Linked DNA regions of Homo sapiens: all the other regions are linked to region 3. Evidence: chromatin loops called from intact Hi-C (ENCODE). Cell type or tissue: CD4-positive, alpha-beta T cell. All regions are shown on one strand. Links, peaks and the distances in the headings refer to the core of each region. The heading gives the core; the rest is flanking DNA.

Evidence for each region. Hi-C counts contacts between places; a loop is a spot of excess contacts. Peaks named below come from ENCODE experiments on the same cell type or tissue, not always from the same donor. Only the 100,000 strongest peaks of a DNase experiment are listed, where the experiment ranks them.
Region 1: a loop joins it to region 3, with 4 times the contacts of the local background. A loop is called at or near these places in 29 of 110 quality-filtered maps.
Region 2: a loop joins it to region 3, with 2.5 times the contacts of the local background. A loop is called at or near these places in 32 of 110 quality-filtered maps.

Annotation. Positions count from the first base shown.
Region 1 is chr2:233,440,868-233,445,605 of GRCh38, forward strand. It overlaps DGKD (diacylglycerol kinase delta), which reads left to right. Exons shown (of 30, transcript NM_152879.3): 10 at 1,020-1,128. Among named protein-coding and RNA genes, the nearest start is that of DGKD, 89 kb to the left of the region's middle. RefSeq lists enhancers at 2,712-2,821, 2,842-2,891. In CD4-positive, alpha-beta T cell, for the core only: CTCF peaks have their summits at 2,882 (motif pointing left) and 3,082; a DNase peak (open chromatin) is centred at 2,844.
Region 2 is chr2:233,079,179-233,083,916 of GRCh38, forward strand. INPP5D (inositol polyphosphate-5-phosphatase D) reads left to right here. Exons shown (of 27, transcript NM_001017915.3): 2 at 157-220. Among named protein-coding and RNA genes, the nearest start is that of INPP5D, 21 kb to the left of the region's middle. RefSeq lists enhancers at 2,526-2,615, 3,126-3,275. In CD4-positive, alpha-beta T cell, for the core only: no CTCF peak of the experiment used is centred there; DNase peaks (open chromatin) are centred at 1,273 and 2,273; H3K4me3 peaks cover 934 bases; H3K27ac peaks cover 2,500 bases.
Region 3 is chr2:233,266,766-233,269,265 of GRCh38, forward strand. All of the region lies in intron 5 of ATG16L1 (autophagy related 16 like 1), which reads left to right. Among named protein-coding and RNA genes, the nearest start is that of ATG16L1, 16 kb to the left of the region's middle. In CD4-positive, alpha-beta T cell, for the core only: no CTCF peak of the experiment used is centred there; DNase peaks (open chromatin) are centred at 1,236 and 1,646; H3K4me3 peaks cover 846 bases; H3K27ac peaks cover 2,459 bases.

The DNA.
Region 1 (4,738 bases), core at 1,331-3,830, 180 kb after region 3:
ACGGTGGTGACCTGAGCGGGTGGCTGGGTTGGGTGTGGAGGAGAGGCTGCCAGGAGGGGCTGGGTCGGCTGCAGGCTGAGAGGAGGTGGGTCTGGCCTCTGGACTGGGTTGGTGGTCGAGCTACCATTCTCCGAGTAGGGATGTGTCCTGTTGGATGTGCCCTGGGATACCAGAGTGGTGTGTTCTGGAGGACAGGTGCAAGTGTTGGCTTTCAGGAGTGGCCTGGGGGCTGTTGATCCAGAGTCACCTGTGTGGTCCTTGAAACTGGATGTGGTCACACAGGAAGAGGATGAGGAGTGAGCAGAAGCGGCACTGGTCTCCTGAGTGGGGACGCTGCTGGGCAGGGGCAGGGGGAGCCCAGGAAGGAAGGAAACCGAGGAGTTAGGAGGGTAGGAGGCGTGGGTCACATCACCGGAGGACTGAGTGGGCCCAGGCATATGTGCTGCAGTGGGGACACGCAGCCCGCAGCAGGTCAGGCAGCCTGGGGCTCCAGGGTGACCAGAACAAGGGCCAGGGCGGAAGCCAGACTGTGGCCCAGGGCCGGGGAGTGCCAAGACTGAGGGTGCAGGGTGATGCAGGCAGCCCAGAGGGCATGCTGGGAAGGCTGGCAGGGGCCACATGTGGATGGGGCAGGGACAGTGACGCAGGGTGGGCTCACATGGTTAGGGGCCACGGCAGGCTGTGCCCGTGAGCCTGGCAGGGGATGCAGTTTTGGCCCACCACTTTGCCTGTGATGTCTGCAGAGCGTGCAGTGGCTCACCAAGCTGAGTGGTCTTGTCGCTGGGTGGGGCGTGGCTGGTGGGAGCAGTTGGCTGGACCCCAGTGCTGCTGTCGTCCCTTTGACAAAGTGGACCCTGAGTGGAGGCGGCTGGTGTCACGTGGCAGGGCCTGTGCGTGCTCTGCCTCTGGTGCAGGTCAGCCATGAGGAGCACAGGTGGCCCCTCAGCCCCGTACTGACAAGCCTGTCATTTGTCCTGTGGAATGGATGTCATTTCACGGCCTTTCTCTTTTCTCTGCAGCTTACGGTTATTCCAGAAGTTTGACACATTCCGGATTCTGGTTTGTGGCGGGGATGGAAGTGTTGGCTGGGTCCTCTCCGAAATCGACAGCCTCAACCTTCATAAACAGGTACCAGGACAGGAGGGAGCCCAGCCAGGAGCAGAGAGGGTGCGGAGGTTAGAGGGAAATCATGCAGTCTCAGCTCCTGTTCATCTCGGAGCACCTGTTCTCAGGCCAGAAACCATTGGTGGTTTTGGGGAGTGTGCAGTTTGGTGGCCAGGGCAGAGAGGGGAGAGCCTGGGCCACCCCCTGGCATTGTGGAGGCCCGGGGGCTCTGGCCATGATGTATGAGGGGGACCTGAAGGGAGCTACGAAAAGAATTGCCCACAAAGGACCCACATGGGGAGCAGGGCTGGGTGGGGCTGTTGCTTTACTGGGTAATTTTTGTCTTGAGGCCTCTTGCTTGTGAGAAGGGGACGGCAGTATACTTGAGTTTCTCAAGTCAGAGTCATGGTTCATTGGACTTAGTTTTTTGTATTAAAATAAAAATAGATTTTCCTGATTGTGTATAAAAATGTTCATATAGTCATTTAATTTCCACACCAAGCCACGGCCTCCCCAGGTGATCAGCCAGTGCCAACATTTTGCTGTCTCTGACCTCTCTTGATCACAGTACATACAATGCACAGTGCACTTGTAATTTAAACGGGCTATTCTGTTACTGCTTTTGTTGTTGTTGTTTTTGTTTTTGTTTTTTTGAGGTGGAGTCTTGCTCTGTTGCTGGGCTGGAGTGCAGTGGTGCGATCTCGGCTCACTACAACCTCTGCCTCCCCGGTTCAAGTGATTCTCCTGCCTCAGCCTCCTAAATAGCTGGGATTACAGGCGCACGCTACCACGCCCAGCTAATTTTTGTATTTTTAGTAGAGACAGGGTTTCTCCATGTTGGCCAGGATGGTCTCGATCTCTTGACCTCATGATCCGCCCACCTTGGCCTCCCAAAGTGCTGGGATTACAGGCATGAGCCACCGCGCCCGGCCTGTTACTGCTTTTAAAAAACCACTAATTAAGATGTTGCAGACACCTTGTGCCTGTGTCTGTAAGTAGGCATCTGTGTGTCGTTTTCCACTGGACACACCCGGGAGCCCAGGGCCAGCTCACCTCCATGTGTGAGCACGGAGATCACTTCCCAGTGGTCTCCTCTCTGAGCGCACCCAAGCTTAAGTATTGAAATGTGCTGACAAACTGCCTTTCCTCAGGGCTGTGCCAGCTTCCATGCCTGATGCCTTTAAAGCTGTCTTTCCCCGTGCACCATCCAAGCTGTTCATCTCTTTAGTTTTTGTCCAGCTAAGTAGACCAAAAAATGTCTGACCTTTACTTCTTTAATTCCTGGTGAAGTTGAACGCCTCCTCAGTTGGTTATGAAGTTTTAAATAAATCACCTGTTCATATTTTTTTTTGCCTCATTTTCTCTTTGAGTATTCACCTTTTTTTCCTTTAAAAATGGGTGTGTGAGGATTATTGTTACATTAACTTCTTATCTGTCACTGCAGATATTTTTTTCCCGGTTTGTCGTTTGTCAGTTCAACATCCTTTTTGGGGGGTGGTCTTTTCTTTCATGATTTTTGTCAACGTCTGTCATATTTGCAGCTGCCTACACCCCAAGATTAAGATTTGCATCTGTATTTTCTTATGTTTATTATGGCCCCATTTTTAAAAAATTCAGTCTTCTGTGTGACGTGGATGTATTTTTCAGTGATTCTGTGGTGCCTACCCAGCTCTGCTCACTTGGTAGTATTTCCAGGTGGGTGGATTTGACAGCTCGGGCCGTGAGGCCAGTGGCTCAGGAGGAGAAGTGGTGCCGCCTGCTGGTGGATTAGCATAGACTACTCTAATTTTTGATTTTGTGTATTACTTGCAAGTTCACTGTCACTAGTTAGGAAGACAGTGGAACCTTGTGGCTGATTTTCATACGTTCAGCCAAGGTCAGCACACATTTCTCTCCCCTGCGTCTCTTTGACACCTGATGTGGTGGCCATGCCTTCGCTGGGCCCCTGCCGCCTCGGGGTTTCTTGTCTTCCTGGCTGCTACTGCTCCATGGTGGCCTCTCCCTCCTTACCCTTCCCTTAACGCTGTGTCCTCAGAGCCTTGCTGGGGCCTCTCCTCCTTCGCTTTTGAACGCTCAGCGACTTGCAGGGCTTCTGCTGTCGTCTCTCTCCTGGGGGCGCCTCAATTGATAGCTGAGCCTTGGGCCTCTCTGGATGTCTCCTAGTGCCTCGAGTTTCCAACACTACACCACGTTCAGCCCCCACCCTGCGTTCCTTTCCTTCGAGTCTGAAAACATCATCCATCTAGATGTCTGAGCCAGGAAATCGGACAGTTGTTCTTGGTTCGTCCGTCTCTTCCTCCTGCCTGTTTCTCACTAATTGTGTCCTCAGTCCTGCCACCCACAGTACCCTGGCCTCTGTCCATCTGCAGCTCACCCAGGCGACCTTTCCCGGGGCATTTCTGCCTGTGCACCCCCCAAGCACGATGCTTCTGGGAAAAGTCCAGACCTTTAAGAGTCCCAGCTTTGCCTCCTGCTTGCTTCTCTGCCTGTCTGCCTCCTGTTTCCTCGCTGTCCTCCTCTTCACTGAGCTCTGCCTTGCCCCCTCCCAGTGGTGTCTCCCTGCCTGGAGCACCATCCATGCCTGCTGTGCGCTGCTCTCCTTTTCCTTTAAGGCTCCAGGAAGCCCTCGCGGAGTCCTCAGACCCTCTGGGCACCCTTCAGCACTGGGTTCTCTCCATCTAGTGTGTCGGCTCCGGTGTCCTGGCCTGCTCGCTCCTGCCTCCCCTACTGCCAAATGTCCCCTTGGTGAGGCAGGACCTTCCCTGGTGTTTGCTGTCCCCACAGGCGGCAGGGCCTCAAGCATGGTCACCTCCACCTGGTGGGCAGAGGGCTGTACGGTGCTGTAGGCTGGACCACGGCAGGTTTCCTGCCTCAAGGACAGTAACGCCTCCCCACACACTCCACCGCAGCCTTCATGGCCCTGGTCACTCTGTTGTCAGAGTCAAAGGCTGGTGAGCTCTGGGCAGTGGGCATTTTAAGAGGCCTCCTAAGCAATGGAATGGTGTAGTGGGATCTCATTGGAGCTCTGAAATGGGAATCCAGGTGGAGGGTGAGGCCTGAGTAATGCATGAGGTCTCTTCCTGGAACAGCAGGCAGGCGGGCAGAGGCTGAGCTCTGGCAAGGCTCCAGGGTAGCCTCCAGACTGAGGATGGTCCTGGCACCTTTTTTGGATAGGATTTAGAGGAGAGAAGTGATACTAGTGATGTTTTTGGAAGAAGAATTTGGCATTAGTGAGTGAGATGCTGTAGTGGATGGAGGGACGGGTGGCGAGGCATCAGAGTGATTCCTTGGGGCTGTGGTCACGGTGGTGAAAATGGGAAGCAGAGGGATTTGGGAGACAGATCAGAGAGGGTGTGAGGGGCTGACCATCAAGATGTGATGACAGCTGAGAGATGGACCTGTGGCTCATCCATTTCTCCCAGAAGCAGCATCTTATCTCAAGGGCAGTCATGTTTCTGTCTCATTGCCAAGGAAAATGCCATCTGTCCCCTCCAGTGGGCTCTGCCTGTAATGTGTAAGCTGCGTGGTTTTAGGTCACGTCCCCACATTGCTAACGTAACCCTCACGGTGGGGGACAAGGAGGGCTGCGGGCTGGGAAGTGGCCCCTGCCCCCAGGTGTTTGCCTGCGCATCGT
Region 2 (4,738 bases), core at 1,230-3,729, 190 kb before region 3:
CAGGACTCACCTCCATCTTAAGAGAACGGTCAGCTCCGAAATTCGGAGACTTTGTGTCCAGATTCCTCAAGCTGTGTCAGGAAGTCTTGTCTTTTCAGTTAAGAGGAAACCGGGTCTTCCTGCATGGGTTCTAATAAAGTCTTTGATCTATTTCAGGTATCGGAATTGCGTTTACACTTACAGAATTCTGCCCAATGAAGATGATAAATTCACTGTTCAGGTGAGTCCTTTATAAACCTAGAAATCTGAACCTGACTTCAGCCGATACTGGCAGAGAAAGGGTGTAAACGATGAGGAAGGAAGTGCACGCGCAGGTAGCCGGACGTGAAGGCCTGGCTGAGCCTGGCTTCCTCCCAGGTGTCCATGGGGTGGCTTAGCTGGTAAACTGGGGCCCTCCAAGTGACCCTGCTCTGTGACATGACGGAGTTGCATGCCACAGGCTATTTGTGGTCCATAGGTGTGAAGAGGAAACGAAGGTGAAGCAGACTGTCCAGAGATGAAGGGAAAGGAGGGGCTGTGGCTTGGCCGACTGTTGTCTTCAGTCTCTCAAAGGAGAGAGAGGAAGTGGCTCAGGAGGGAGAGAAGGGAGGTGAACTTACAGGAGAACAGACCGTGTTTTCTGAGGGGCTGCGAGACTAGCACAAAACAGTGCCTTTCCATTTGTAGAACTCTGTTCTGTCCGAGGCTGGTGCTCACTGCATCTGATTTCACCAAGCAAAGTCAAAATGTGCAAAACTTGCAGTTCATTTTTTAATATTTTTTATTTTTGAGACAGAGTTTCACTCTTGTCACCCAGGCTGGAGTGCAGTGGCGCCATGTCGGCTCCCTGCAACCTCCACCTCCCAGGTTCAAGTGATTCCCCTGCCTCAGTCTCCCTAGTAGCTGGGATTATAGGTGCCCGCCACCATGCCCGGCTGATTTTTGTATTTTTGGTACAGATGGGGTTTCTCCATGTTGGCCAGGCTGGTCTTAAACTCCTGACAGCGAATGATCTGCCCACCTCGGCCTCCCAAAGTTCTGGGATTATAGGCATGAGCCACCCCGCCAGGCTGCAGTTAAATTTAAAAACAAAAATCAGCTGCACCCGTCCAAGCCCGGGAAGGCCACCCTAAGCACGGTTTACTAAAGCCTTTGTTTCGCCACAAAATGTGACAACTGAGTGTGTGGAAGCCAGGAAAGCTATTGTTATCTGGCTACATGAAGAGCACATGGAGGTGGCAAGAAGGAAGGAGACAAAGTTTCCACATCCCGGGTGTGTGTGTGTGTGTGTGTGTGTGCACGTGACAGAGAGAGAGAGAGAGAGATGCTCAGTTCTCAGGGACTAGAGTAAGAGGCACAGCAGTGCATCCACGTCCCAAGCAGAGTAGCCGGGGTCGACAAAGGTTTGGATATCATGTCATGGAAGAGCAATGACGGCGTTGGAGGAGTTTGTTTGAAAAGAAAGTGGAAGTGGGAGGGGAGAGGCAGGGTACACTCTTCAGTTTCAAAGCTTGAAGGGAATGATTCATTTTGTGCTAACTAGGATGCAGTAGTAGACAGGGAGCTGGACTCAAGGTGTGGGGAGACCACAGGCAAGTCCCTGGAGGCAAAAATCCTCCAGAAGTTGTCAAGAGGGAGAGCGTGGTGAGCAGAACGCCCCTCAGGAAGACAGCTTATGAGGATGGAAGGAATTGCTTCGAGGAGCGATGTGATTGAGAGAGGCCCAAGGGGCATGTGTGATGCAGCCCGGTCCAGGGGCATTTGCTGCGAGGCCTCCTTAGGAGATGCGAGTTTAGGCTCAAGCAGAACCACTCCCTGCGTAGTTAGGCTGGCATTGCTGCCGGCTGCCTCATCCTCCTGCCCCTGAGTCCACTGCAGCCTCTAAGGCACATCTGCTGAAGGCTTTCCACTGGCCTAGGGCGCCCGCAGGTTTGGCCTGGTTCTTAGCAGTCACCAGGAGCAGATGTTGGCACACCTAGTACGAGAAGGTCCTTTCCAGCGCTTGGCAGCTATTTGCCATGGGAATGTCTGTCTCTGACAGGGGCTCTTCACCATGTGTGGGATGTGAGCAGCGGAGGGGAGCCCTGTCTGGGGCAGGCAGTTGGCCTCAATGACCTCTACCATTTTTTTCAAGTCTAGGAGGGCATGAGCTTTTCTGGCAGAGTTGGCATCTGTGATAGGTGGTTTGCTGAGAGGAGTCGGCAAACTCTCTTAAGTTAAAAGTTGGTCGATGCTTTTGATCTTTTTTCCCTTTGTGGTTTCTTCTCTTCCTTCAAAGTGAAGAAAACTTTAAGTATGACTGGAAAAGACATGACTCTGTGGCTTCTAGTAGAGTCGGCACCCGCCGCCTGTAAATGTGTAGACTGCGTCTCCGGTTTGCCCCTCTCTGTCACCATCATACTCTTGCTACTGTGACATCTTGTGACCCTGGGAACTGCTGATGAAATCCGGGGCCTCATCAGGCTACTGGGCAGGGGGTGGTGGTGGTGCAGGGAACAGAAACTCGCCTTGGCTGACTCTGTAAGGGGTAAGGGGTGGGCAGCCTTTGTGGAGATGTGCAGAGCCAGGAAGGAGAAGGCCGCCCTAGGGCCTTGGAACCAGAAGAGCATGGGGTCTGCACGCAGCTTCTCCCATGGATCAGCTCTTCTCTGTGGGGCCGCTCTTCCCAGCCAGCAGCCTCCCTTCTCAGTCCCCAGTCCTAAGAAGGAGTCTGATGGCTCAGCCTCCACGGCTTTCTCCGCATGAGCCACTCAGGGGCTGCCAGTCTGTGTATGAATCGGCTGTCTTGGAGCAGGTACCCCCCTCTGCCTCTCAGAGATGGGGACAGAGTCGTGGGGGCAGCGTGCCTCCTTAAGGTCTCCGCTTAGCCAGGACAGTGGGCGGGCAGCTTTCAGAGAAGATGGGCGGCTCTGCTGGACTTCTCTGCTCCTGACCCCGGCACTAGATCTGTGACCTCCGCAGTAGCTGACATGGTACAGGGAGCTGTGGACCTAGGTGGTCTGAAGAGGTTTTCCTTCAAGGTGAATTAAAGGGGAATTCTCATAGGATTCTCCCAGGTGGACTCACCTTCGAAAATCTACCTCCAAGAGTAAATGACAGCAGACGTCCACTGAGGACCAAGTGCACACTCATGCCCAATTAAGCAGACTCAGAGCCCTTCGGGGAAGCTTTAGCAGTTATTGATCTCTGCCTATTTTAACTCAAGTTCCTCTTTTCATGTTGAGGCAAAACCTCACAGTCTTTTCTGAGCTTAGCCACAGTTTCTAAATAACTCATTCCTGACACCTGAGCCTGTTCAGTGCCACCAGAATACGAGGCTCCCCAAAATAAGAATCTGGCCTGAAATTTTGCCAAGTGAAGCACCGAAAGGCTTTCATTGTTTCTTAGTTTAGTAACTTTAGCTCTTTTCCTGGGGACTTCTGTTCTCTTGTCAACACCAAAGATCTCATCTTTGTTCTTTGCAGACCAACTTCATGGAGTTGGCCCACGTGTCATAGCCCATGACAGCCCTGTATCAATCAGGGAGAGGAGCTGCCTCACCTGGGGGACTCTTTTCTCTCACTCCATCTTTCACAGACTTAAAAAAAATCCGAGATGGGAGGGCAGGATGCAAACTGTAACTTCATCCAACCCCCTCGTTCTAAATATGAGTGTTGCTGAGAACTGCGGAAGTTGGAACTCACAGCCAGGCCTCCCGGCCTCCCCGGCTAAGCTTTCTTCCTTCCAATCCAGAAGGTGTTTCCAAGCCTGTCTGGAGTCCCCTGGGGAAGGATGAGCCCAGGACTCTGCCCAGAGGGACAGGGAGACAGGGCAATGTGGCCTCTCAGAGAGCTTGGCCTCTTGCCCTTCACATGGTTATAGATAATATTTGATCCCAGGTGGCATCTGTCCCTTGTGGTAAATCAGTGAGGTGCCCCTAGAATGAAAGCAGACTCCATTCCCGGCTGGGATCTGGGTTCAAGTCCAATTTGGTCAGCGATGTGGCCTTGGGCAAGGACTGCCAAGAAACTGCTGGAAAGTAGAGATCACACACATACCTCCCAGCACAAGGAAGCTGCTGGGGAGGAGGGTGGAGACAGCAGGGAGCTGGAGGTGCTTTAGAGCATTCTAGGCAGTGCTGGGAGTGGTGGGGAAGGAGGGGTAAATTTTGGAACTCCATCTCCCTCAGCTCTGCTCTTTGGGCTATGGGCTTCATGTCTTCAGGGACCTGAGTACGCTCTGGAACTGTTAAGCAGTTGTTCAACAGCTGCTGTGCCACTCAAACCCTGAGAACCTTCTGGACTCAGCTTGCACTGCTTTTCCTGGTTGGGGGAGGGTTGGGGCAGTGCTCTGAGCCCTGTGTGAGGCCAGACGAAGGCAGAACGGCTCAGCCCCGCAGGCCTGACTGTCCCACACCAAGAGAGTGGGTTTCTTGTAAAGCCAAAACTCCTTTCTTGACTTGGAAAGGGAAGTGACTCTCCCCTAAGAGAAGCGGTGCCTATCTTGAGCTGCTCGCTGCAGACTGAGCTGGGAGGCTGCTGCTGCCTTTGAAATGGCCCCTCTTTGGGAAAGTAAGGAAGAGTCTGAGGTCCTGCAAGCCGCCCTCATGGGCCAGCTCCAGGGTGGCCAGGGAGGCCTGGAGTGGCCTCAGACGTGTCGCATAAATGGCTGTCTCAAACCTAGGGCCACAGTTGAAGCAAAAGAGGCCCTTCGGCTCCACCCTACAACCTTTTGGCCCTTGCGTCCTTTCTAACATCCTTCCCACCGAGAGGAATAAAGC
Region 3 (2,500 bases), core at 1-2,500:
CTGTACACACACACAATGGAATATTATTCGCTATAAAAATGAATTAAATCATGTTATTTACAACCACTTGGATGGAACTGGAGGACAGTATATTAAGTGAAATAAGCCAGGCACAGGAAGGCAGATACTGCGTGCTTCTACATGTGGGGCTAAAAGAAAAATGTTCTCCTAGAGATACAGAGTATAACTGTGGTTACTAGAGCATGGGAAGAGTAGTGGGGAAGGAGGTTAAAGAGAGATTACTTAATGGATACAAAAATACTGTAAATGGATATAAAAATACTGTTAGAAGGTGTAAGATTGGCCTGGTGTGGTGGCGCACACTGTAATCCTAGCACTTTGGGAGGCCAAGGAAGGTGAATCACTTGAGGTTAGGAATTCGAGACCAGCCTGGCCAACATGGTGAAACCCCGTCTCTAATAAAAATACGAAAATTAGCCGGGTGTGGTAGCGGATGCCTGTAATCCCAGCTACTCAGGAGGCTGAGGCAGGAGAATCGCTTGAACCCGGGAGGTGGAAGTTGCAGTGAGCCAATATCATGCCACTAGGCTCTAGCCTGGGCAGCAGAGCAAGACTCTGCCTCAAAAGCAAAACGAAAAGAATACTTAGTGCTGTGGAAAATGCCTAAAATTAATATAACCGAAAATAGGACACAAAATGTTTTCATACAGATGATCCCAATTTTGTATACTTTTTTAAAAAAATGACTGGAAGGAATTATATGTACTGTTACTGGTGTTTATTTTTGGGGGTGGTGAGATTATGGTTTTTGATTTCTCATTTTATACTTACCTGTATTTTCTAATTTTCCGGTTTCTATTAAGAAAAAATAAGCTGTCCTTTTTGTATTGTTTCTGTCTCACATTTACTTTAAGCAGAATTGTTTGGCTTATGCCATGGAGCTTGACAGCAGTGTGAGGGTGTTGGGGGCCCCAGGTGAGCTGGATGCTGCTAGGTTGCATGTTCACGTCAGCTGAGAGGCTGCTGGAGGGAGAAGTTGGGGAGATGTGTGGTGATGCCAAGGAAGAGCCCCTGAGCAGTGCAGTGGACGGGGGGTAATGCACATTTCCTAGTGAAAATGCTGTCCTCATTCCCTAGCCCACCCTTTGAAGCATCTTCCTAGGGCTGTGCACTTGGAGGTATCATGTGATTGCAGATGTGGGACCTGAGGAGTCTTCATTACTTTGCTTAGGTAGCCTCTCCTCCTAGAAGCCTTCCTGCGTCATTACCCACTTCCTGCCTCCCCAGCTTAGATGTCCCTCATCTTCCTGCTTCAGGCAGCTGTGGTTTACCTGGGCCATATGTAGCACACTGTTTTGAGATAGCTCTTCACACTCTGCCTCCTTCCCTTATGCTGCCACGTGTCCCTGTGGTCAGGCACAGTGGCTGCTTCATAAGATGCACTCAGGGCTGGGCACGGTGGCTGCTGCCTGTAATCCCAGCACTTTGGGAGGCCAAGGCAGGTGGATCACCTGAGGTCAGGAGTTCAAGATCAGCCTGGCCAACATGGCAAAACCCTGTCTCTACTACTAAAAACACAAAAATTAGCTGGATGTAGTGGCAGGTGGCTGTAATCCCGGCTACTCAGGAGGCTGAGACAGGAGAATCGCTTGAACACAGGAAGCGGAGATTGCAGTGAGCCGAGATGATGTCACTGCCCTCCAGCCTGGGTGACAGAGAGAGACTCTGTTTGAGCTATTAAAGACCTTTCCTTTCAGCTATAGTGATGAATCCCTGATAACAGGTGGTGTTTTCCTCTCCCTGTGACCCTAAGTCAAGTTTTTATCTCCACCTTGCAGAACTGGGACCTGAAGTTATAGAAAGTAGATTTCAGACAGTCAACAAGTGCTTTAATCATAGAGTAGTGGTACTCACACACCTTATACCGAGATTCTGGTTTTTCCTCAAAGAGAGTTAGTTCACAGTTGTCTCTACCAGCTAAGACAATTTGGATAAATTGTATTTTTGGTAATTTGCCCTGTAAAACTTATTTTTCATCTTCCAGGTATAAAATCAAGAGTGTAATGCACTTTTTAAGCTATACCCACATCCCTTCCCAAGATTCTGCTATACTGCCTAGAGGACTTTCCTTCATTTTGAGAATTACCACCGTGGTAAAAACTTACGAGAAATTTCAGCAGAATTCTTGATTGCAGCTCAGTAGCATTGCTAGAGTTCTACATTAGGGGTCCTCCACCTAGCAGGCATAGCCATAGTTAGAAGTGAAATTTATCAAAGAAGAGAGAGTAAGGTCAGGGTTAGGAGTTAGGGAGTTTCTGAATTTAGGACTTGAATGAGAGACAAAAATGATTCTGAGAAGGGGAGTTAGTGGATGAGACTTTGACCATGTTAAAAATTTGTCACAGCCAAGACTTCTATGTCAAGCTTTAGTAAATTAAAGTTACTAATGTTATGTAAACTTTGACATTTCAAGAATCTCACTATACCTCAGTTTCCTCATTTATAAATGGCAATAATGATATTTACCTCAAAAGGTTGT